Regions from separate parts of the Mus musculus genome. Here region 2 is linked to region 1. The links are chromatin loops, found by intact Hi-C in ENCODE. Cell type or tissue: gastrocnemius. All regions are shown on one strand. Each heading gives the region's core, and the rest is flanking DNA. Links, peaks and the distances in the headings are about the cores only. Region 1 has its middle 32 kb from the start of Zcchc24. Region 2 overlaps Zmiz1 (zinc finger, MIZ-type containing 1).

Region 1 (10,926 bases), core at 921-8,920:
GCTGTAGACAGAGAGTTGGGATGTAGAAAACAGGAGGCCAAACACAGGAGAGAAAGGGGACAAGAAGCGAAAGAGGATCCCGCGGCTGACTGTGCAGAGAGGGGGCCAGACGCCAGCTGGTGGGAGGGGAGGGACTACAGAGGGGAGGACTGGATTCCCAGATGCCGCTGGGAGAGAGCAGATTACACAATGTGTGTGTGGGGAGGGTGGGAGGGACGTCAAACCTCACCAAGCAATTCAAAACCCAACTAAACAAGATCATAACTACTAATTCCACAAGAAAAAAAAAATTCTGCTTGGGGGAGAAAAAGAGACTGTGGTGAAACTTATGTCTAAGCAGAGAATACTGTTTACTTAATCACCATAGATGTAAATCCTGTGACTCCCACCAGCATTAAGACACAGTCATAACGGGGGTCAAACACGGGAAGTGTGTGTGCATGTGTGCATTTGTGCGTGTGTGTGTGTGTGCGTGTGTGTGTGTGCTTGTAAGTGCATGTGTAAGAGACAGACAGAGGGACAGAGAGAGGATGAAGATGAAGGATCTCTATGAGAGTCCAGCCTTTCATCTCTCATGGTAAAAAAGTCAATTAGAGAGGTTTAAAATGGAAACTTCAATAGCATTGATGCAAGCAAGTTATTTCAGTGGAGATATAGAGACAATAACCAAAAGAATTGTTTTTAAAAGGTTTGAGAGTGGCTGCCTCCTGGCTGATGTAGGGGTGGGGCACAGGATAGGAAGCTAGGTTTGTTGTCATAAAATAATGGTCTGTCTGTTCCGTCTACGTACGTCCTTCTGTCTACCTCACTCTGTTCCCACCACAAAGCACGAACCACTGTCCATCCATGTCTGCCTCACTCCGTTCCCACCACAAAGCACGAACCACTGTCCATCCATGCTGCCGAGGTGAGGAGAGGCCCCAGGACTCAGAACCTTGACAGATAGCAAAGGCCTGCTCTATCATTCATTCCTCACGATCTCTACCCCTGCGGGCGGACGGACGGACGGCTCTCACCAGCTCATTGTTTTTCTTTTCAGTTAGTTCTCGGAGGAAGAAGGTCAGGTTTCTCTCTGAAAGTCTTCCTCCAGCCCTGCTGACTCCAAGACATAAGTCTTCCAGCCATTTAATTCGATCCAGATGGAAGGCTCCACTTGGCTCTTGAACATGCCTTGGGGAGTGCTGAGATTTGCAGATAAGCCTTGGGATGAGGGAGGAAAGCAAGGGTGGCAGAGTCCACCGGGCAGGCCTGGGAGAGTCCCACAGGGACCTAATGGAGTAGCCTCCTCCACCGCTGTCAGGCCCGTGGCCAGGATTTGGTCCTCAGGCCACCAACCCGGCAGCTTAGCATCCTCGGAAGTGCACACACTCCAGCCATTCCCTGGCCACATGCTGCCAAATGCCTGATGGCCCGGGCTTGGGTGACCGCATGAAGACTTCTCTTTGAGGAGTTCAGTCTGGCAAATGAGACAGTAAGCTGGATAGACAGATGGACAACCGAATATTGATGATTCGGTGAGACCACAAATCAACATACATCAGAAGCAGGCACAGAGATCAGAGGGAGGATGAAGAGGGACATAGTCTCGGAGTAGTTGACTTCAGGCTACGTCATTAAAAAAAATATGTTGATCTTCTAAGACTTTAAAAAGAGCCAGTGGATATTTTAAAAATATCCTTTTCTGAGCCAGAGGGCACAGAAAGGATATTTCGGGGTTCAGAGATGTTTAACTATAGGAAACAAGTGAGTGTTTAAATACTGGATGGAACTTGGATAGTCATCAGTATAGAGAGTTACCATATTTAAGTGAAAATAATAATTTTAAGTGTAATGTGCTTGACATTTAATCAGGTCTTTTTGGTATAACTGAGTTCAAAATAGTCTTGAGGAATAAAAAATTATTTGGACTACATGAGATGGTAGACTGAGCATATACAGCTGTGAAGAAAACAGAGAAAAATGTTTTTACATAAATGGTGTTCTGCAATGTAAACCTTGCATAAATTTGTTCCTTAAGAAACTAGATGAGGGGCTAGTGAGATGGCTCAGCAGTTAAAAGCACCGACTATTCCCTTAAAGACATAACGATGATGTCCTGACCTTCAGACTCATCTTCTGCACAGAGGAGAGCCTCATTCTTCCTACTGTGGAGATGGCTGCCCTTCACCATCCAGATGACACTGCTTGAAGATAGTGCCTACAGCTGCCCAAAGGTTCCAGGTTCCAGGCCTTGTGTGTGTGTGTGTGTGTGTGTGTGTGTGTGTGTGTGTGTGTAGCCTGAGGAGGTTCCTCTGAGTTCTGCAGGCACCTGCACACACACACACATACACACACACACACACACATACACACACACACACACACACACACACACACACACACACACACACAGAGAGAGAGAGAGAGAGAGAGAGAGAGAGAGAGATAATAGCTTCCAAAAATATAAAATATCAGTCTTCATATAACACAAAATGCTTAGAGAAGTCCATAACTAGTGATCAGCCTTGCAGTGTGGTTGTAACATGGTACTGGTTGGACCTGTACCACAACAGGTGTACACATATCTTAATCCCCAGACCCTGGCCCAAGGTTGCAAGCTGGTATGGTAAAGTTTTTATTTGCTTATGCAGAATTTTTTTTTAATGATGACAATATAACAAACTTTGCAAGGTTAAATTTATTAGAAAGTCTTTCCTTTTTCGTAATTTTTAAAATAGAATTATTTATTTATTTTATGTATATGAGTACACTGTTGCTGTCTTCAGACACACCAGAAGAGGGCATCTGATCCCATTACAGGTGATTGTGAGCCACCCACCATGTGGTTGCCTGGAATTAAACTTAGGACCTCTGGAAGAGCAGTCAGTGCTCTTAACTGCTGAGCCATCTCCCCAGTCCCCTTTTTCATAATTTCTGTTGCTTTTACATGTTTTAATAGTTAAATAAAACCACGTATCATTACTTTTTGTCTTAAAATCATTTGACTCAATGATAGATGGCTCCCATTCAAAGGCTCCAAGAACTACACTTGGTGAAACCTGTAGCACAGATGATAGATATATAAGCACATTAGCAAGTAAAAGTTTTAAGATGTGGGCCAGTGGTAAGATTCGCTAGGTTGAGCACAGACCCCATGACCTGAATTTCATTCTTGGATTTCATGATGGAAGGAGAGAACCAACACCCAAAAGTTGCCCTCTGACCTCCATGAGCATGCTCACACTCACACACACACTTCACATTCACACGCACATATCACACACACAATAATAGTAATAATAATGATAAAAAGTGAACATTTTAAACCATTAAAATAAAAAGTTAGGATCCTATTGTGCACTTCATCTGGATCAGATATTCAGCACATTTACAGGCTAACTTGGTCTATTTTCTATTTCTATAAAGGAACAGCAAACAATTGAATTTATAAAGTATAACGATTTGTCTGGCTAGCATTTTGGAGTCTAGGGAATCCAGAGCACAGTACTGGAGTCTGCTGGGGTACTTGTGATGAGTCCCAGCATGGCAGAGTGCATTGTGGTGAGGCAGCTCCCGTGCCAGCTTCTGCACTCTTCATTTTGACATATAAACTTGAATGCCATCCCGAGGCCTCCCCCTCGTGAGCTTTCCTAATCCTCACTACTTGCTAAATGTTCCAACTCTAAAATGCCACGAACATGTGACTGAAGCTTGAGTTTCTGACACATGAACTTTCAAAGGACGCATCCTAACTCTTGGAACCACTGTGCCGGCTGGGGGCAAGTAGAAATCCAGGTAGCCTCTGACTCGCTCCAGCAGGCTTTGATTCCCACTAAGCCCTGAAGTTCACTCTGGGCCCAGGGCAGCGGCAAGCAAGCCTGTATTCTACTCTGCCCAAGACAGTGCTAATGGTGTGTGTGTGGGGGGGGGGGTACCTGCTGGGAATTGAGCTACAGAGTGCGTTGGATTCTTAGGAGTTAAGGTGAGCTCCTCTTGTTCCTTAGAGGACTTCTTTGGAGACCTGGGACTTTTGCTGCACACAGAACCGAGAGAGCCAAGAGAGCAGACACTGTAACTGAGATGCCCGGAACTAGAACATCAAAAATCACCGAAAGTGGCATATTAAGGAGGGCTGTCTGATGCTAGAGCCCCAAGAAGACCCATGTTAGATGGGCCACTGAGATCTGGAGCTGAGGGGCGCCAGAGCCTGATAATGGGGGGACCATGAGGTCAGACCTAGAGGTGGTCACTCCATTACATGAGATGTAAGGTGCTAACATGAGGAAATAGCCTTGCTTGTTAAATAATTTGGGGAAATGCTAGGTTAATTGTCTGGTGCAGGCTTCTTTACTGCAGGATCCTTAACGGGATGATGGGAGCCAGAGACAGCTAGAAATCACCTGCTTTCCCAAGTGACAGGCCTTTTATTTGCCGCACATATGAGAAAATGGGTGGAAAGGTACCGAGGACTGAGATCATGGACAACCTTGAATCTGGGATTGCCAGGCTATCCTTTCATGAGACACACAAGCTCTGAGTATTAAATACACGGATTTCTTTGCAAGAGCCCACACCCTGGGAGGTAAGGCATTCGGATGAGACAGTTCTAGGGAACAGAAGCGGAAGCCGCAGTTGCAACAGCACTTTTGGAAAGGAGCCTCCTGGAAGACGGAGAGAGTTGAGCTGAGAGCCCAGAACCCTGTCACCCCTTGCAGCACAAACGGACCTAGGGGAGAAGCTTGAAACCCTCATCAGCCCAGCGAGGCATCCCGGGCACAGTCGCTGGTCCTCCCCTACTGTCCAAAACCGGTACTGCAGACCAACCTCGGCGAGCTGCAGCGAGTTTGTGAGGAGTAAGTAGGCTAGGCTAGGCTTCCTTAAGTCCCGCCCTTCCTCTGTGCTTCTGTGCCCCCCCCCCCTTTTGGCCCACACCACATCTCTTGATGTCTCCCAAATGGACCATTCAAATTTATGGGAAGGGTCTGAGTATGGACAGTTTTATATCAGAAATTAAAGAGCCCACATTTGCAAGCAGAAAAGTCTGCCGAGTGACAAGAAACAGATAGTAGTGATGTGTTAGATAGGAGCGGAGCAGGGAAACCTCTCATCCGAATCTGCCACAGATATAGCAGTCGGCTGCACACAAAAAGCTCTTACATAAAGGCTCCATTTATATGGGGAAAAAAAAAAAACCACAGAGGTCTATGTTGGATCAGTGACTGTCAGGGAAGACCTGAAGATAAGATAAACAAGGTAGCTGCTTCGCAGGCGTCTAGACCATGGGAAGAGAAGAACATCTGGAGATAGGAGTGGATAAGAAATCAGAAGCTTCACAGAGAAGGTTCCAACCTCACCAACCCATGGGGCAGAAGTGCAGAAAAATTAGTGTTCTTGGCCAGAATGCAGTTTTTTCCTTGCCTTGCCCTGGCTGCTGACTATAATGTCTTAGGGATGTGAGATGCTGAAGAAAGGATGCAGTCAAGGATTCTGGGAGGGGCAAGGTCATGGGATCTGGGGTAGAAATAGAAACAACAAGAAACACAATGGATTTGGGGAGGATTTGCCAGGTGTAGAGGATGGTACGGGCATTTTTTAAAAATAGTATCTCATTTAGTCTCCACAGCAATCTACTGGATGTCTCATTCCCACATTGTGGAGAAGAGGTGAGAGCCAAGAGCTGGTAAATAGTCTGCACATAGCAATGGCCATTAAGAAAGAACAGGGGGCCTGGAGAGATGGCTCAGCAGTTAAGAGCACTGACTGGCCTTCCAGAGGTCCTGAGTTCAATTCGCAGCAACCACATGGTGGCTCACAACCATCTGTAATGGGTTCCGATGCCCTCTTCTGGTGTGTCTGAAGACAGCGATAGTGTACTTACATACATAAAATAAATAACAAATCTTTTAAAAAAAAAGAAAGAAAGAAAGAAAGAAAGAAAGAAAGAAAGAAAGAAAGAAAGAGAGAGAGAGAGAGAGGGAGGGAGGAAGGAAGGAAGGAAGGAAGGAAGGAAGGAAGGAAGGAAGGAAGAAAAGAAAGAAGGAAAGAAAAAAGAAAGAAAGAGGGAAGAATAGGGACTGGACATAACTACTTCTGGCTGTAAAGCCCTCATCCCAACTTCCGCTGACCATGAAGAACCTTCTAGTACTTTCCCGTGGTGCATCTACCAACTGCCGTTGACAGACGCTGCTTTCCGGGAAGATCATGCTGAAATGTGCCTCCCCCCACATCCTTTCCTGTTGCCCCTTTGGCTCTATGGTAGTCATTGTTGTTATCCATGAGACATTCCTGTCTGCTTCTGAGCAGTGGCAGGATAGGGTGCATGTATGCTTATGTTCAGCATCAAGTTAGATATTTCCCTGGCTGTGGTTTTGGTAAGTGGTAATATGGTCTGGGCACGATTGGGAGGTGGTGGGATCTTTAATAGGTGAGGCCAAGTTGGAAGTCCCATTGGCCTGAATGAAAATGCCCCCCGCCCCCCCCCACACACACACACACAGGGAGTGGTATTATTGGAGATGTGGCATTGTTGGGATGAGTGTGGCCTTCTTGGAGGAAGTGTATCACTAGGGTGGGCTTTGAGATCTCAGAAAATCAATGCAGGCCCAGTGTCATTCTCTCTTCTTGATGCCGGCCAATCCAGATGTAGAACACTCAGCTCCTTCTCCAGCACCACGTCTGCCTGTGTGCCACCATACTTCCCACCACGATGACAATGGACTAAGCTTCTGAAACTTTAAGCCAGTCCTAGTGAAACTTCCTTTATAAGAGTGGCTGTGGTCATGGTGTCTCTTCACAGCAATGAAAAACTTAACTAGGACAGGGTATGGCCTTGGAGAATATTGGGACCCTGGTCCTTTCTCCCAGCTAACATGGGATGAGTAGTATTCTCCTCTCCAACATACTTCTGCCATGGTACAACCTCAACATAGGCCCAAGCAATGATGCTAACCAACCACAGGCCAAAATAAAACTATTCTCTCAGTTATATCAGATGTTTTTCCAGTGAATAAAAGCTGGCTAATACACTGTGTGACTTCCTTTGGCCAGTAAAAACTAGGCTAAAGTTTTAAAAGCTAGTGTGCAGTTTTAGCTCTGCCAAAATATGGGGAGGACTGTCTGGATGAAGCTTGATTTGGCCTGAATCCATGAGCTAGCAGAATGCACAGCAGCCCCCTGCCCCCACCCTGTTCCCTGTGCTGACCTGTTTTGAATGAGTAGCAGGAACAGGAAACAAAGAGTTGTGGAAGCCAATGAAATGTGGGGATTGTTTGTTATTGTAGCAAAACTTAACCTATCCTGGCTGAACTGGGTCCCCATGCTGGTGAGTCTGTACTAGGCCATCAACAATCCGTCCTCCTCAAAGACTTCTCTAAGCCGAATTGCCTCTATTTTTCCAGCTGAGTTCTCTACTTGTGACCTTCTCAACTGATGCCAGATCCATGGGACAGATCATCCAGCCACCTTCACAAAGCCTCTTGTCTCAGCATGCCACCCAATGATGTAGTCAGGGTCACCAAAAGCTCTCAGTCAGCAAACAGGGCAACCTGCTACTGCCTTCTCATTCTTTGGGGTCCAAATGGGCTTCAAGATTCAGAAGTAGACTGCTTTTAACCTGGATTTTTATCCTGACACTTCCACTGGGTTACTCAAGGCAAGTTCCTTAACCCCTCTGAGCCAGTCTTCTAAGCTAAGGCAACAAGTGCTGGTAGCCTTGTGACAGTTTTGAGAATGAGGTAAGGGGCCCTCAGTGCCCCTGTGTCTGGTGAGCTACACAAGTGTTGTTGCTCTTCCTCTCCTCCTCATCCAAGTTCCTTGGGGCTCATAAGCAAGGGGAAGGGGGAGGGCCTTTCTGGACCGAGGCCAGACAGCTCCACTGCCATTGCTGGATTCTCTTAGTCTTAGGCTCTAAGACACAGCTGTCCCTTGGCTCCTTCACCTCCATGAACCTGGGAGATAGGGGAGCAGACTACAGATGTCCAGGGCACAGTGAAGGCTGCTGAGCTAATCCTGGGACTGCTGGGGAGGCTGGGCTAGGGCTCAGCAGGCTTTCTCCTGCCTGTGGCCGCCTGTGGCTGGGCTCAAATTTCCCAGGCCCCCAGCTCAGCTGTAGGCTTCCCCTCCCAACCCTTAACCCCCAACTCAACTTTCCTTTGTGCCCCCAACGGGAGTATCAGAGGCTGCAGGACAGGCCCAGGCAGGGGTCTGAGAAGAATCCAGAGGCTGTAGCCACTCAACCCAAGTCATTGTGAAGCCTGGGGTCTCAGATACCTGGGGTTCCGCAGGCCTTTCAGGCTTCAGGCCTCTCGGAATGCTACTCACTGGGTCAGAAACCTTGGGCCCAGCTTTACTTTGTGGCGTTCGGACAACTCCATGCTCCCTGAACTGGCTGTGCCTCCCAGGAAAGCTTCTACCCAGCATGGTGGGGCAAGACCTGGCTCTGGGGTGGGAGCCTCTTGGTGTAAGCAAAACTCCACCTGTAAGCTTTCTCAGATTCCCCTGGCCCACAGACTCCAAGTGTCCCTCTGGTCTGTCTCCTAAGGAACTGGCATCTGACTGTCCTTTCCTTGTTCCTAGCAGACTCCCACCCCAGAGGGGTGTGTGTGTGTATACATGCACACATGCATGCATGCATGTATGAGTGTGTTTGTCTGTGTGTGTATAAGTGTGTGCATGTGTGTATGAGTGTGTCTATACACACACATGCCCTTGTACTCATTACTGTGTCCTGAATACCAGTGACAGGAAAAACTTATTTTATTCTCTCCTTAACCACCTTGTTTCCCCACTTGACGAGTGAGAACCCGATAAGCCAAAAGACAAATCAAGAAACTTGAGTTATACAGGGAACTGGGGCAAATTTTAGTCAGAGCCGAGATGGGAACATCATCTCGGTGACCTTTGAGCCGGTAGTCTTTCTCCACTCACCAACTGCTCAGAAGCAGGTGGGCAGCTGTGCAATGCTCACCTGAACACTGAGCCCAGTGTGCACAGAGCCATTAGCCATGTTAGAAGACAGACAGACAGACAGAGAAGGCCAGTATGAATATGATATCTAGTACCAGGACATCTACCCACTGCCCTAGCTTTCCTCTGTTTTGTATGAACAAGTTTCCACATACAACATAAGACTGTGCTTATCTGGCTTCTCCCACCAAAGACGATGTTCCCAAGGTGCTCTTAGTTATGTGGTATATCCATACCATATTCCTGTTTAGGGGTATAAAACCATTATGCATATAGACTACATCATCCCCCCCAAAGTGTTTTTCCCCTGTATTTATTTATTTCCCTGGGGTGGGGGTGGGGGGAGAGGCATGCACGCCACAACCTGTGTATAGAGGTCAGACAATAACTTGTGGGAGTTGATTCTCTCCCTCCACCACATGGGTCCCAGGGATCAAACTCAGGGTGCCAGCCTGGGTGGCCAGCAACTTTACCCTCTGAGCCGTTTCACTAGCCCCAGGCCAGAGCTTGTTCCTGTGTGCACGCTGATAAACATTAGGGTTGTCCCTGTTAGAAAGTGAAAGTCTGAGAATCTAGAATATACTGCTGTTCAGCCTTTGAACAGAATCCCCTAAGCACAAAGTGTCGGCCTCTGGTGGGACCTGTGTAGGCAGCTGTCATGGCTGCCGTGGTGCTTACTGAAGCAGCTGTTTGGCAGTAGCCTTGAAGACTCCCTAAGCTGTCTTTTATTCTGCCTCCAAGGCCCAGGACAGAAGCAAAGGAAAGGGGAAGGCAGGGGGTGGGGGGAGCTGCCCCAGAAGCTTCTGGAAGCTCCTGACTGATGGTAGATAGACTCTGATGGTGAACAAAACCCAGTCATGCTCTAGGCTCTGAAGCCATCAGATGGACGGGCTTGTCTGGACGAGGAAACTGAGTCCCAAGAAACAGCAGTGGTTCACACAAGAAGCAGCAGAGTCAGGGAATCAAACCCTGGTACTTTGGTTCCAGCATGGATTCTCTTTTTCCTGAAATCAACTTGGGCCTGAGGTCAGCTCCAAGAGGCCGAATGTGGCTCCTTGGTGGCCTCATCAACCCTTCTACTCAAAGTAGACTTCCATCAGATATGTGGAGAGTGTGGGGGAAGGGCTGGCCCTGGGCCCTGGGCCCTGGGTTCCACCTGGGTGCCAAGAGCTGCTCCTGCAGGTCTTTCTGCCTCCCTCTCTTCATCTATAAAATGCTCACCTATGTCTCCCCCGCAGATATGAGATCATGCCTGTGAACAGAGCTTCCAGGCCGTGAGACTCTAAGCTGGAGAGAAATGAGCAGGTTGATCCTTTTGGCTCCTTGAGCCTAGTCAGATGACTCCAGCTCTTTCCCTCTCCTGAAAAGAAAGTTGCTCTGTCCCAAGGGCGTATTTACCTCCACCCGCTCTGGCCTTGGCCTAGGCCCCTTTGGCCAGCAATACACTTGAGCCAAATCCTGGCTCCCAGCCTCGCCTGAGGAAAGGGCTGCACCTGATCTGCATTAATCTGCCCTGGTCTTGCCAGGCTTGGACTAAATTAAGTGCATCACTGGCCAGCAGCTCTGTCCCTATAAACTGCACATTCTTCTTCCTATGTCCCTCCTACCCACAGCTGTGGCTTCCCGTCAGGCAGAGGAAAGTTGACAGGACCTCCCATGCTCAGTCGCCCGTGCCTTCCCTGGCCCTGGCTGGTCTTTAGGCAGTAGGGAAAGACGGGATCCCTGAGCCTCCTAGGTCCCTCCTGTCCTTGCATGCAGTTTTTAGCCCTTTCTAAATGCCAAACACTCTTCTAGGCACATGGAGAAACAGAGAAAGTCCCGGAAGTGGCACTTCAGTGAGAATAGAGGATTGCGGCATCTGCAGTGAGGTGAATCCTACAGGATGCTAAACGGGGTGGGGGGGGGGTGAGGGGGGTAAGAGAAAAATGGCTCGGTGGGTAAAGGCACTTGCAGCCAAGCCCGACGACCAGTGTTCTAGCCCCA
Region 2 (10,926 bases), core at 1,477-9,476, 150 kb before region 1:
CCCAGCCATGGTGCTGAGGGTAGTAGGGGCCTTAGATACAGTAGCCTGGGAGCCAAGATGATGAGAGACAGGGGGCCCCCCTCCCCCCTGGACCTGTCCAGCTGCTTGTTAAAACCTGAATCAAATCTTCACGAGCCTGGAAGGTGGTAGGGAGTTTGTAAAGCAGTTCTGAAGGGTGGGGTGTGGTGGGGGAAAGACAGACTTTTTTGCTTTATTCGGTCACTCGAGATCGGTCACTCGAGAACCTCTGTCCAGCATACCAGAGCTGGGAATCCAGAAGGATAATGGATGGCCAGAGGTCTCCCTTTTCTGTGAAAACACGCTCTGCAGGGTGTCCCAGCCAGGTACTTTATGCCATCTGTGGCTCAGCCCCTCCCTTCTTGCCTGGCCACAGGCCTCACTTTCACAAGCTGCATTTAGTCCTCAGTCAGCCACCTGTGCTCCTGGGCCCTGCTCCTGAGCCATGCCGTTTCTCTCTCCAGTCTAGCCCTGATATCCCCCTCCTTGGACACCAAGAATACTGAGCCTGCTTCACTCTTATCCTCTTGGAGAATGTGCTGCTCAGACCCCAAGGCCTGTGCTCACATTGTGTTCTTGACTGAGCCTCTTGGTACTGATTCTTAGTCCACAGTGGCCGGTGTGTTGAGAGAACAGTATTTATTCATCTGCACTGTGGTTGTTTTTTTTTTTAAGATTTATTTATTATATGTAAATACACTGTAGCTGTCTTCAGACTCCCCAGAAGAGGGCATCAGATCTCATTACAGATGGTTGTGAGCCACCATGTGGTTACTGGGATTTGAACTCAAGACCTTTGGAAGAGCAGTCAGTGCTCTTAACTACTGAGCCATCTCCCGCCTGTGTTTTGTGTTGTTTAGTTTGGGTTTAGAGTTTAGGGTTATTGTTTTGTTTTGTTTTTGAGACGGGGCTTCATACAGCCCAGGCTAGACCCAAACTTTCCATGTAGCCAAGGATAACCTTGAACCTCCGATTCTCCCGTCTTCTCCTCTGAGATAATAGGGTAATTGTAAATATTTCTCTCCGGGCGTGTCTGTGCAGTGATGGAGAGCAAAGCATAGGCTTCGTGCATGCTAGGCAGGCACTCTCCCAACCAAGCTACGACCCCGTTTGTCACTGTGTTCTGCTCCCTCATGCTACTGAGCACCAGGACCCACTCCTGTATTTGGACAAGGCATGAGGGCATGTGCTCAAAAATGAGAGTGCCCCAAGGAAGACTTGCAGGGTCAGCTAGTGAGGGATGGGTTCAGGACTAATTTCCAGGTCGGCGGATACCTGACCAGGCAGCAGGGGCCAGAACAGCTTAAGATAGTAGGTTACTCTCTGACCACCATGAACAATGAGAGCGCAGGCCACAGTGTTCAGTCACCCCAGCTTAGAAAATACAGGGCTTGCTCAGGAGTGCTTCTCCACTCTCGGGGCCAGTTCAGGGCCTGGCTCCTGGCTAGCTTGTTTGTCCCCTGGCCTTTAATCCACTCTGTCCCATAAAACTGCTGGATTCCTCTCACTCCAGGTTCTGGAGTAGAGGCTAGGAAGATAATAATCAAATGTGTGATAAGTGTCATGAAAAATACGTAAAGAACAGGGTGGGTTGCTCCTTTATATTCCGAGAGGTGGGAAGGCTTTCCAAAGAGGCGACTTTCCAGAGAAACAGGAAGCAAGTCAGCACAGACCAGTGGAGGCAGACCCAGGGAAGAGGGTGCCACACGAGATTTTCTGCTGCTCTGGGGCACAGGTACAGTGTTTTACGGCTCTCACTGAGGAAGTAAGGGTGATCTAGAGTGGGCCTAGGGACCCTGGCAAGTCTCAATGCTGTCCATCACTCTGGACCCCTTGTGCTCCTCCCACATCACCCTGGCTGGCTAGAAGGCCTTTCTGAGTGTTCTCTGTAAGCCTGAGACTTACTGAGTAGAGGAGGTAGATAGATCCCTGAGGGCTCCTTGGGAAGAGCTCCCTGTATCAGCAACCCACTGCAGGGCTGGAGTGAGGAGGCTTGGTGAAGGCTCAGGGACGAGCCAGTGGGATAGATCGTTCTGTCTGGAGTGCATCTGGACTTTACCCAGTAAACCCTGGAGCCTGATGATGCTCACTTGTAGGGAAGGGAAGGTTTCAGCCAGGCAGGGATGTGCACAGGACTGGGAGGTGGGGCGGGGCACCTGGGCAGGCCTGGTCCTGGGCCCAGAGGAAGGGTGACCCAAGCCTGAATTCCGAAGTCCAGGTCAGTGGGACTCAGTTCAGCAGCTAGTTTGTCATGAGGTGCTGAGAACAAGGACAGAAGCAAGATTCCACCAAGGCCCTTCCAGCCTCATTAAAGTTGGAACCAGGCTGTCCCCAGTGAAGACAATGCCGAGGTCCTGACTGTTTCTATAGGGGGTCATGGGAAATCGGTATACTTGAAGAAGGGACTTAGAGTGAGCTTTCGATCGCACTAGCTGGCTTCTTCACTGCATAGCTGCTGGACTGTAGACCCACCCAGCTTACACAGCTAACACAGGGGTAGCCCCTGCATTGTTGGGAGAGGGTCACATCTGCCTGGCCCATTTCCATTATACAAGTGCTGTCATGAGCCTGGAGCCCCAGAGCTCACTGGGGCAAAGGTCGGCTGGGATAGTGAAGTGAAGACACTGCCACCTGCCTTGCCCTAGCTCTAAAGACCTCTTCTCTCTTTGCAGTGATGGGTCATTTCCTTATGACTCTGTCCCTTGGCAGCAGAACACCAATCAGCCTCCCGGCTCCCTCTCCGTGGTCACCACGGTGTGGGGAGTGACCAACACATCCCAGAGTCAGGTAAGAACTTGTCCCATCCTCTACCATGGTCCCTCCTAGGCACAAGTGTCTCTTATTCCTCCCAAGAGTGGGGAGGGGGGTTCTCCAGAGAACCGTGCCGTGACACTCTCCTCACTGAAGACAGTCTCAGGACATATCCAGCTGCAGACAGCATCACTCCGGAAAGGGTACACAGCTGTCTCAGTAGGGACACAGCTGGGTCCCTGAGGATCATCCCCCATTGTAGGGCCTTCTGGGATAGAAGAGGAAGGGTGTTTATGTGACAAGGCCATGAGTACTGTTCTGAGACCTTGTTCCCTCCAGTTGTGCAAACAAGAGCGTTACTGGGCGTTACTGACCTCAGGGTTCTAAGCTGGAAACCTTTGGCCCTGAATGGTCTGGATTAGGTTTTCCTAAGATGTCACCTCTCAGTAAAGGGTGCCTTAGCCTGACAAGCCCAGCTGTCTTCCCAGACATGCTATTCTTGTTTCCTCTTCTTTTCTCTCTCCTCACCTCCTTCCTAACAGAGGGCCCCCCTCTGCCGGACCTAGGCCAGGCCATCCTGGGGGGGAGCTGTCATGCTTCCCTGGGTCTTCATCCACAGACAACATCTGGGCCAAAGACACAGAGGTGTCTTTTTTAGAGCAGCAGCCCAGGGCGTCCACCAAGCCCTATTGTAGAGTTGGGACCGAGTAGGCTAATGTTTGCCAAAGACTTCGCTTGCCTCAGATCTATCTCTGCAGCCATGGGGACCACTTGGGCTGGCTTTGTGAGCCTTGGCCTCACTCCTTCCTGGCTGACATTCTCAGCCCACTCCCTTTGATCCCTTACGTGTTCTGGGGACTCTTCAAGCCACTCCCATGCTCCTCTGCTGTGTCTTCCCTGCCATGTTTCAGTCTTTGTCTTCTCTTTCTCCACGCTGCCTCAGGTACCGACCTTAATGACAGTCTCTCTCTCTCTCTCTCCCCCCCCCCCTCTCTCTCTCTCTTTCTCTCTGTTTGCAGGTCCTCGGGAACCCTATGGCCAATGCCAACAACCCTATGAATCCAGGTGGCAACCCCATGGCATCAGGCATGAGCACCAGCAACCCCGGCATCAACTCCCCACAGTTCGCAGGGCAACAGCAACAGTTCTCCACCAAAGCTGGCCCTGCACAGCCCTATATCCAGCCCAACATGTACGGCCGACCTGGCTACCCTGGTAGCGGGGGCTTTGGGGCCAGGTGAGTGACCAACCTGGATGGTGCCCTTCTACGGCAGCGTGTTAGCCCTGCCTTCCTACCTACATCCAGGAAGGACTCTTATTTGAATGCCAGTTCCACATAGCCTGGTCTAGGATATGAGGACAGTTCTGCCATGTGTCTTAGCAGATTGGCATCAACCTCCCAGGGGTAGAGGGGATACTTCCTCAGTTCCTTCTCAGCCATGTACCTTTATGCTAAGACAGTGGGGTGAGCAGGCAGGATTGGAGAGCAGTGGCAGTGAGCTCCATCTGTCCAAAACTCCTTAGAAAGCTCACTGACCTGAATGAAGAAGAAATGGAGGCTAGAGTCCCCAACCTCAGATCACAGTGAAGAAGGGACAGAAGCAGCCCAAGCCACCTTGAGCACACTCCGCCTAGCTCTCGAGGCAAAGTTGCTGGGTTTCTAGCCTCGCAGTTCAAAACAGGAGTCTCACACACCTCAATCCACATCTACAGCACACAGCACCATACAATTCTCAGGTCAATGTTTGCTTAGAAGGTAGTCTGTGGTGACCAAGGAAAAGCAGAGAAGCTATGGAAATGTCCTAGCCCCAGCAAAGATTCAAAAAGGAGTGGCCTTGTCATCACTAGTAGCAAGAATAGCCACCAATCTCAGAAGTCCCAGGTCCGCTGCTGGGCCTCACACCCACAAGCTAGGTGTCTGGAATTCATGCGTATAATCCTGTAGCCTTCCTCCTGGTACTGGGTACATCCCAGAGTCAGCTAATGAGTTCTCTCTGACTGCTCCCTGCTTCTCCTCCACAGTTACCCTGGGGGTCCTAGTGCCCCAGCAGGCATGGGCATCCCTCCACATACTCGGCCTCCTGCTGACTTCACCCAGCCAGCGGCCGCTGCTGCAGCAGCTGCAGTAGCAGCCGCCGCTGCCACAGCCACAGCCACAGCCACAGCTACAGTGGCAGCCTTGCAAGAGACACAGAACAAGGATATAAACCAGTATGGACCGGTAAGGGTTCCTGCCCGCTGGCCTGGCCTCACCCAGGCTGGGGAAATCTTGAGCGTTAATGCCACGGGTATCCTTGGAAGCCCCTTAAAAGAGTGTTGTGTGTGGGTATGGTAAAATGGTTGGGTGTGGTGGGGTTTGGGGGTATGCTATGCTCTCTGGGCTGGTAGCTCCCAGTGCATATGGGGGAAGAGGTACCCTATTGGTTTCGGAGTTCCTGCTTATCAGACAGTAGGTTGTGTGCCTAAAATGGCTTTGTGACTAGCTTGTCCCTAATCACCTCTGAGGCCACTATTGTCCCATCTGTGGATTTTACCCAGGCCTCATCGTAGATCCTCTGACCTTCAAAAGGATGGGGTGGGGTGTGAAAAGGGGAACCCCATAACCCTGCAAGGCAGAAACATGAAGGAAGGGTGCAGGGTGAGCAGGAGGAAGTGGGCTGGGTAAATCACACTTAGTGTATGGAGGGTGTGTCTCCATTGGCTACTGACCAAGGGCAAGGCCAGGGCTTTCAGGAAAGGGCTTCAGCCTCCATCCTCATCCGCCTCCTCTTCCTGTGTCCTCCCTGTGTCCCTCCCATCCCTACCCACTTCCATGTCCCCTGCCTGCCTCCCTGGGAATGCTGCCTGTGCCTTGGAGTGACTGCTCCCTGCCCTACCCAAACCCACCAGCTGCATTTTCCCATGAGACCTGCAGAGGGCAGTAGTGAGCCCTGGAGGACTGGGTCCTTTAAGAGCTCCTGGCTCTTAACTGCAGCCCTGTGGGAAAGTGCTGCTCCCCCTTTAGCCCCCTACCTTCCTTCCCTGCACTTTCAATGCATGTGGCATTTTATTCTTTTTTTTTTCTTCTTCTCCCATTGAAGGTGTGTTCCTCTTTCCAGATGGGTCCCACCCAGGCGTATAACAGCCAATTCATGAACCAACCCGGGCCTCGGGGGCCTGCCTCCATGGGGGGCAGCCTGAACCCTGCCGGCATGGCAGCTGGCATGACACCCTCGGGCATGAGCGGCCCTCCCATGGGCATGAACCAGCCCCGACCACCCGGCATCAGCCCCTTTGGCACACACGGGCAAAGGATGCCCCAGCAGACCTACCCAGGCCCCCGGCCCCAGTCCCTTCCTATTCAGAGCATAAAGAGGCCATACCCGGGAGAGGTAAGTGTGACTATGATGGGGGATGGGAGGAGAAGGAACATTGACAGAGGGACCATGGACCCAGGGACCTTGGAAAAGGCACAGTTAGGCCACTTAGAGAACTTGAACTAAAGGGCTTTGGAGGCTTAGCCCCTGACTAATATCATCTCTGTTGTGGAAAACACCAAACAAGTCACTACACCTGAGTGTGTATGACTTTAAATCAATGGTATTCACAATCCACACTGGCCCTTAGAATGCCCAGAGGACAGGGGGCCGTGACATTGTAAAATACCCTGCCTAGAGCAGGCAAGTGTAGAAGCAGAAACCATGGAGACCACTTAACCCTGTCCATACTCAGATACTAATGGATGACCCTGGATGAGGACCTCAGTGCAGGGAGCCACCTAGAGAGTGAGGGCTGCCACTAGTACACTAGTACAGGCTGTGTGTCAGGGAGGCCATCGGATGGCACACAGTATCCCTAGGGCTTACTTCCATCATATTGCTCTCCTGGGGATAGTGCCTTCTCTGGGGTCTCCTAGCAGAGGTGCCAGAGGAAACCATCCCAGCAGACGGTCCCAAGCACCGTGGAAGGTCAGGGGAAAAGGGAAGTCACCAGGTCTCAGTGACACTCAGAATACAACTGAGACCAAGATCCGTGCCCAGCTGATGCGCCCCCCTCGCTCCAGTGAAGTTTGTCTTTGGCACACCATGATGCCCCTTCCTGGGCATGGCACCTCAGCTCTTCATCTTCTCAGATCATGTCCTTCTGGCTGGTCAAGACTGTGGCCTTCAACTTGAGCTGAAGCAGATTTCTATCCCACGAAAGCATAAGCTCTCTGTCCCCACAGGTCCCTTCAGCCGCCACTCTCACAGAGGTTGGATGATGTCATAATTGGTATAGGTGCCCTAAGCCTGAGACTCAGGAATAGGCTATAGTGATTAGGCTTCCTGTACACCCAGGAGGCCAACTCAAGACCTGAGCCTCGACCTAGTGGGCACTAGGGAGAGAAACTCAAAGGCCTTTAGGCTCCTCCCAGCCCTGCCTGTCCTTGGTTTGGGGCCTTAAGCTGATGGCTTCACTCCCAGAACACAGTCACTAAACACCCTCTACCCTCAACCTCCTGAGAGATAGTTGGCTGCACTGGGCATGCATGTCTGAGCTTCAGGCTGCTCACCTGAGATGAGGCCGCAGAAGAATTGCATATTGAAAGCCCTACATTGAAGCCAAGCCCTCTGCTTTTACTAAAGGAGTTCTCCCCAGAGCATTGCTGCTTCCCAGCTGGTCCAGGTTATAAGATGCTGGGAGCTCTGGCTTCTACCTCATGGCAGTATGTTCATCCTATGTTAGAAGTGGTACAACCTAGCCAGGCATTGGTGGTATATGCCTTTAATCTCAGTACTTGGGAGGCAGAGGCAAACAGATCTATGAGTTCTAGGCTAGCCTGGTCTACCGAGCAAGTTCTGAGATAACCAGAGCTACACAGAGAAATCTTGTGTCAACAAAACAAAACAACAAAAAAGGTACATCCTTAATTCAGGCTTCAATCATGTTGTCTGGTCCCCTACCACACTCCTGTAGCCTGGTGAACATGCAGGTACCAGCCACTTCACACCACCGTGAGAACTCGCTGTGGCCCAGAGTAGCAGATGTCCCCCCACCGTACAGTCATTGAAAGTTCCTGAGCACAGTCCACTCTGATGAGCACTCTCAGGCACTTGGCGCACTCTCACCAACTAGATTTAAGCCTAGAGGATGAGACTCTCTGACAGGGAATATTCTTGAATAGACATCAAAGAACCATTGACTCTGGGACACCATGTTCTGGGTACCTAGGTGACAGGAAGCCCTAGATCATCCACTGTTCCAGCTAGGGAAGATGGAAGGAGGTGGCACTGTCTCCTTCCTCAGTGACTTCTCTAGGAGGGGCTCTCGTGCTCCCCACTCCTCATTGGCTAGTTCTCCCACAGCTGTATAGTTGACGCTGCTAAGAATGGAGCACTAGATAGATGTTTGCTCTGTATAGGATGTAGGGACAGTGCTATCCAGATCAGCCTCACTGCATGGCTTGTCAGCTCTTGGTAACAAATTCTGTGACCTGCATCTCCCTGACATATCGGGGTGCACACACAAACACTGGGAGAAACAAAGGAGTACTTTAAGATTGAACCCCTCAAAGACACAGCTGAGAAGCTCTGAGCATCCGTTGGGTTCCAAAAAAACAGTTTTATGGAGTGGTGGCATATGGCCTGGACCTGCAGCATGTAGTGTCCCTGGATGTCAAAGCAAGTGGAGGCTTTTAATATTCTCTGGCTCATTCTCTCCCTATGACAGGTAGAGAGGGCGTCTTGTGTGCAGGAGACCATAGAGCTAAGAAGAGAAGTTGGGGAGCTGGAGAGGTGGCTCGGTGGTTATTGCTCTTGCAGAGGAGCCAGGATCAGTTCCCAGGATCCATATGATGGCTCATAATCATCCATAACTCTTGATTCCAGGATTCTGATACATTCTTCTGACCTTCACAGGCACTAGGCATGCACACAGTGCACATACAGATAATATATATGGGCCATAAAATCAATCTTTTAAAAAAAAAAAAAAAAAAAAGCTGGGCCCCAGACCTGGTATCTGAGTACATCACATCACCATGACAACCCCTGCCCTTTCTCCATTCCTACAGCCCAACTATGGAAACCAGCAATATGGACCAAACAGCCAGTTCCCCACCCAGCCAGGCCAGTACCCTACCCCTAACCCCCCAAGGCCACTCACATCTCCCAACTACCCTGGACAAAGGATGCCGAGCCAACCCAGCACCGGACAGTACCCACCCCCCACAGTCAACATGGGGCAGTATTACAAGGTGAGTTCCATCTTCAGGGCACCCACATAACTAACACACCTGCAACAGCTTTAGGAGTGGGGGGTGCAGTCCTGACTTTCTGTCAGTGCTCAACTGTGTCTGGGCTCAGAATAGCCTTCCTCTCCTTCATTCACAGTACATGAGACAATGATGGCAGAGGAGGCACAATTCTGAAAGACAAAGCTGACCACCACTGTAATCTTGAGCCTGTTCCCCCTGCACATGTTGTATGCTTGTTGCTTATAGAATGTCTCTGTCCCTGTCTCAATGGCTGCCCAGCAGCCCATGGAGGTGATGATCTCACCCTAGCTCATCCTTCCCATATTCACTCCTCATTTTTTGATTTTACAATACTGCTTTGATGAAGATCTCTGAGCCTTTAACCTTTTCCATTGCTGCAAAATGCATTCTCAGAAGGGAAAACCCCTCTTGAGTTTACCCTTCAGCGTGTTTGCCATCTTTGCTCAAGGGTGTTCATTTCAGCAATCCCCATCACTGCTGTGGAAAATGTCTACTAAATTGTTAACAGGAGCAAAGCTCGGGCCCCTCCACTTTCCACACTAGTCCTAGAGACCCCCGTCTTGGTGCCTTCTTCCCCAGAACCCTCGTGTCTCCAGCGGAGTCAGGCCGCGGGGCTGCTCTGCTTACTCCTCTGTCTCATTTCATTTCAACAGCCAGAACAGTTTAATGGACAGAACAACACCTTCTCCTCCGGAAGCAGCTACAGCAGCTACAGCCAAGGGAGCGTCAACAGGGTGAGGGCTTAGAAAGTCCAGCTGACCCTCAGCAGGCATCAGCAGGCTTACACATCCCTTACCTTCCCACCCCAGCACCTCTGCAAGGTTTTAGGGGTCCACGGGTGGGGGAGTGGCCATCTGCTGAGGCGTAGATACGCTCGGGACCTAGAGTCCACTGCTTCAATGTGTGACCAAGGACAAGCATGGGCACTACAGAAAACCAAAGACAGTGAGGAGAAAAGGGGCCCCAAACAGGGTCAAGGAATATGGACTAGAATCACAATTCAGGGAGGCCAGCTGCTCTTTCCTCCTGGTGTAGGTTAGACAAGTCCCTAGCACACTGGGCCTCTGTGTCCACTTTGACCCCTGGCTATAGGAAGCCACAAATGTACCTAACCCTGAGGGGGATTCAGCAGTGTGGGCTTTAATAAGGGGCAAGGTTCTTCCCAGTCCCCCCTGTCCTCCAGAAGAAGCCGGATCCTGCAGGAGAGCGTGAGTCCTCTGGTGACTCCCCTCCCGTGCTGGGAGGAGTAGCCCTTGGGTAGAACTTGGCACAGGTAGAGCATATGTCCACAGCCTGACCCATTACCTCTCAGAGTTCATAACCTATTTCTGATCTCTTTTTTTCCAGCCTCCCAGGCCGGTTCCTGTGGCGAATTACCCCCACTCACCTGTTCCAGGGAACCCCACTCCCCCCATGACGCCCGGGAGCAGCATACCTCCCTATCTGTCCCCCAGCCAAGATGTCAAACCACCTTTCCCACCTGATATCAAGCCAAATATGAGTGCTCTGCCACCACCCCCAGGTGAGGAGCCCATACCCCCTATTCTTCAGTTGACCTTGGGGACCCTCAGTGGGCAGGATCAGAGGGTTCAGAAGCTAGACTGAGGTGGGAGTTATGCAGAAAAGGCAGGAGGGCTGAGAACAAGGACTCCCCAATCCCAGTGATAGTTGGTGTGGGGGCTGGACCATAGGCCTCCTTATTCCCAGCCACCAGAAGAGCATGGATCTTCAGGTACTGAGAGGCCAGTGAGAGGAACGGGATTGCAGGGTGGGGTGAGCCAGCTGAGCTCGAGGAAGCCAGAGGCTCCCAGCCCGAGGTTGGGCACACCACACCTTCTGTGGCGTATGGCCCACATTTGTGTTGTCTGAGCATGCTTCCCAAAGTAGTGTCCCGTGGATGCGCGAGTCCCGCTTCAGCCCCA

Evidence for each region. A loop is a pair of places that touch in the nucleus more often than their neighbours do. Peaks named below come from ENCODE experiments on the same cell type or tissue, not always from the same donor. Only the 100,000 strongest peaks of a DNase experiment are listed, where the experiment ranks them.
Region 2: a loop joins it to region 1, with 2.3 times the contacts of the local background. A loop is called at or near these places in 1 of 42 quality-filtered maps.

The regions. Positions count from the first base shown.
Region 1 is chr14:25,795,608-25,806,533 of GRCm38, forward strand. No RefSeq gene overlaps it. Among named protein-coding and RNA genes, the nearest start is that of Zcchc24, 32 kb to the left of the region's middle. In gastrocnemius, for the core only: CTCF peaks have their summits at 2,767 (motif pointing right) and 4,778; DNase peaks (open chromatin) are centred at 1,266, 4,774 and 7,177; H3K27ac peaks cover 4,626 bases.
Region 2 is chr14:25,640,868-25,651,793 of GRCm38, forward strand. It overlaps Zmiz1 (zinc finger, MIZ-type containing 1), which reads left to right. Exons shown (of 24, transcript NM_001310666.1): 8 at 2,691-2,805; 9 at 3,789-4,006; 10 at 4,792-4,990; 11 at 5,868-6,140; 12 at 8,801-8,983; 13 at 9,658-9,738; 14 at 10,352-10,526. Among named protein-coding and RNA genes, the nearest start is that of Gm52102, 15 kb to the right of the region's middle. In gastrocnemius, for the core only: a CTCF peak has its summit at 5,687 (motif pointing right); DNase peaks (open chromatin) are centred at 5,674 and 5,958; H3K27ac peaks cover 1,357 bases.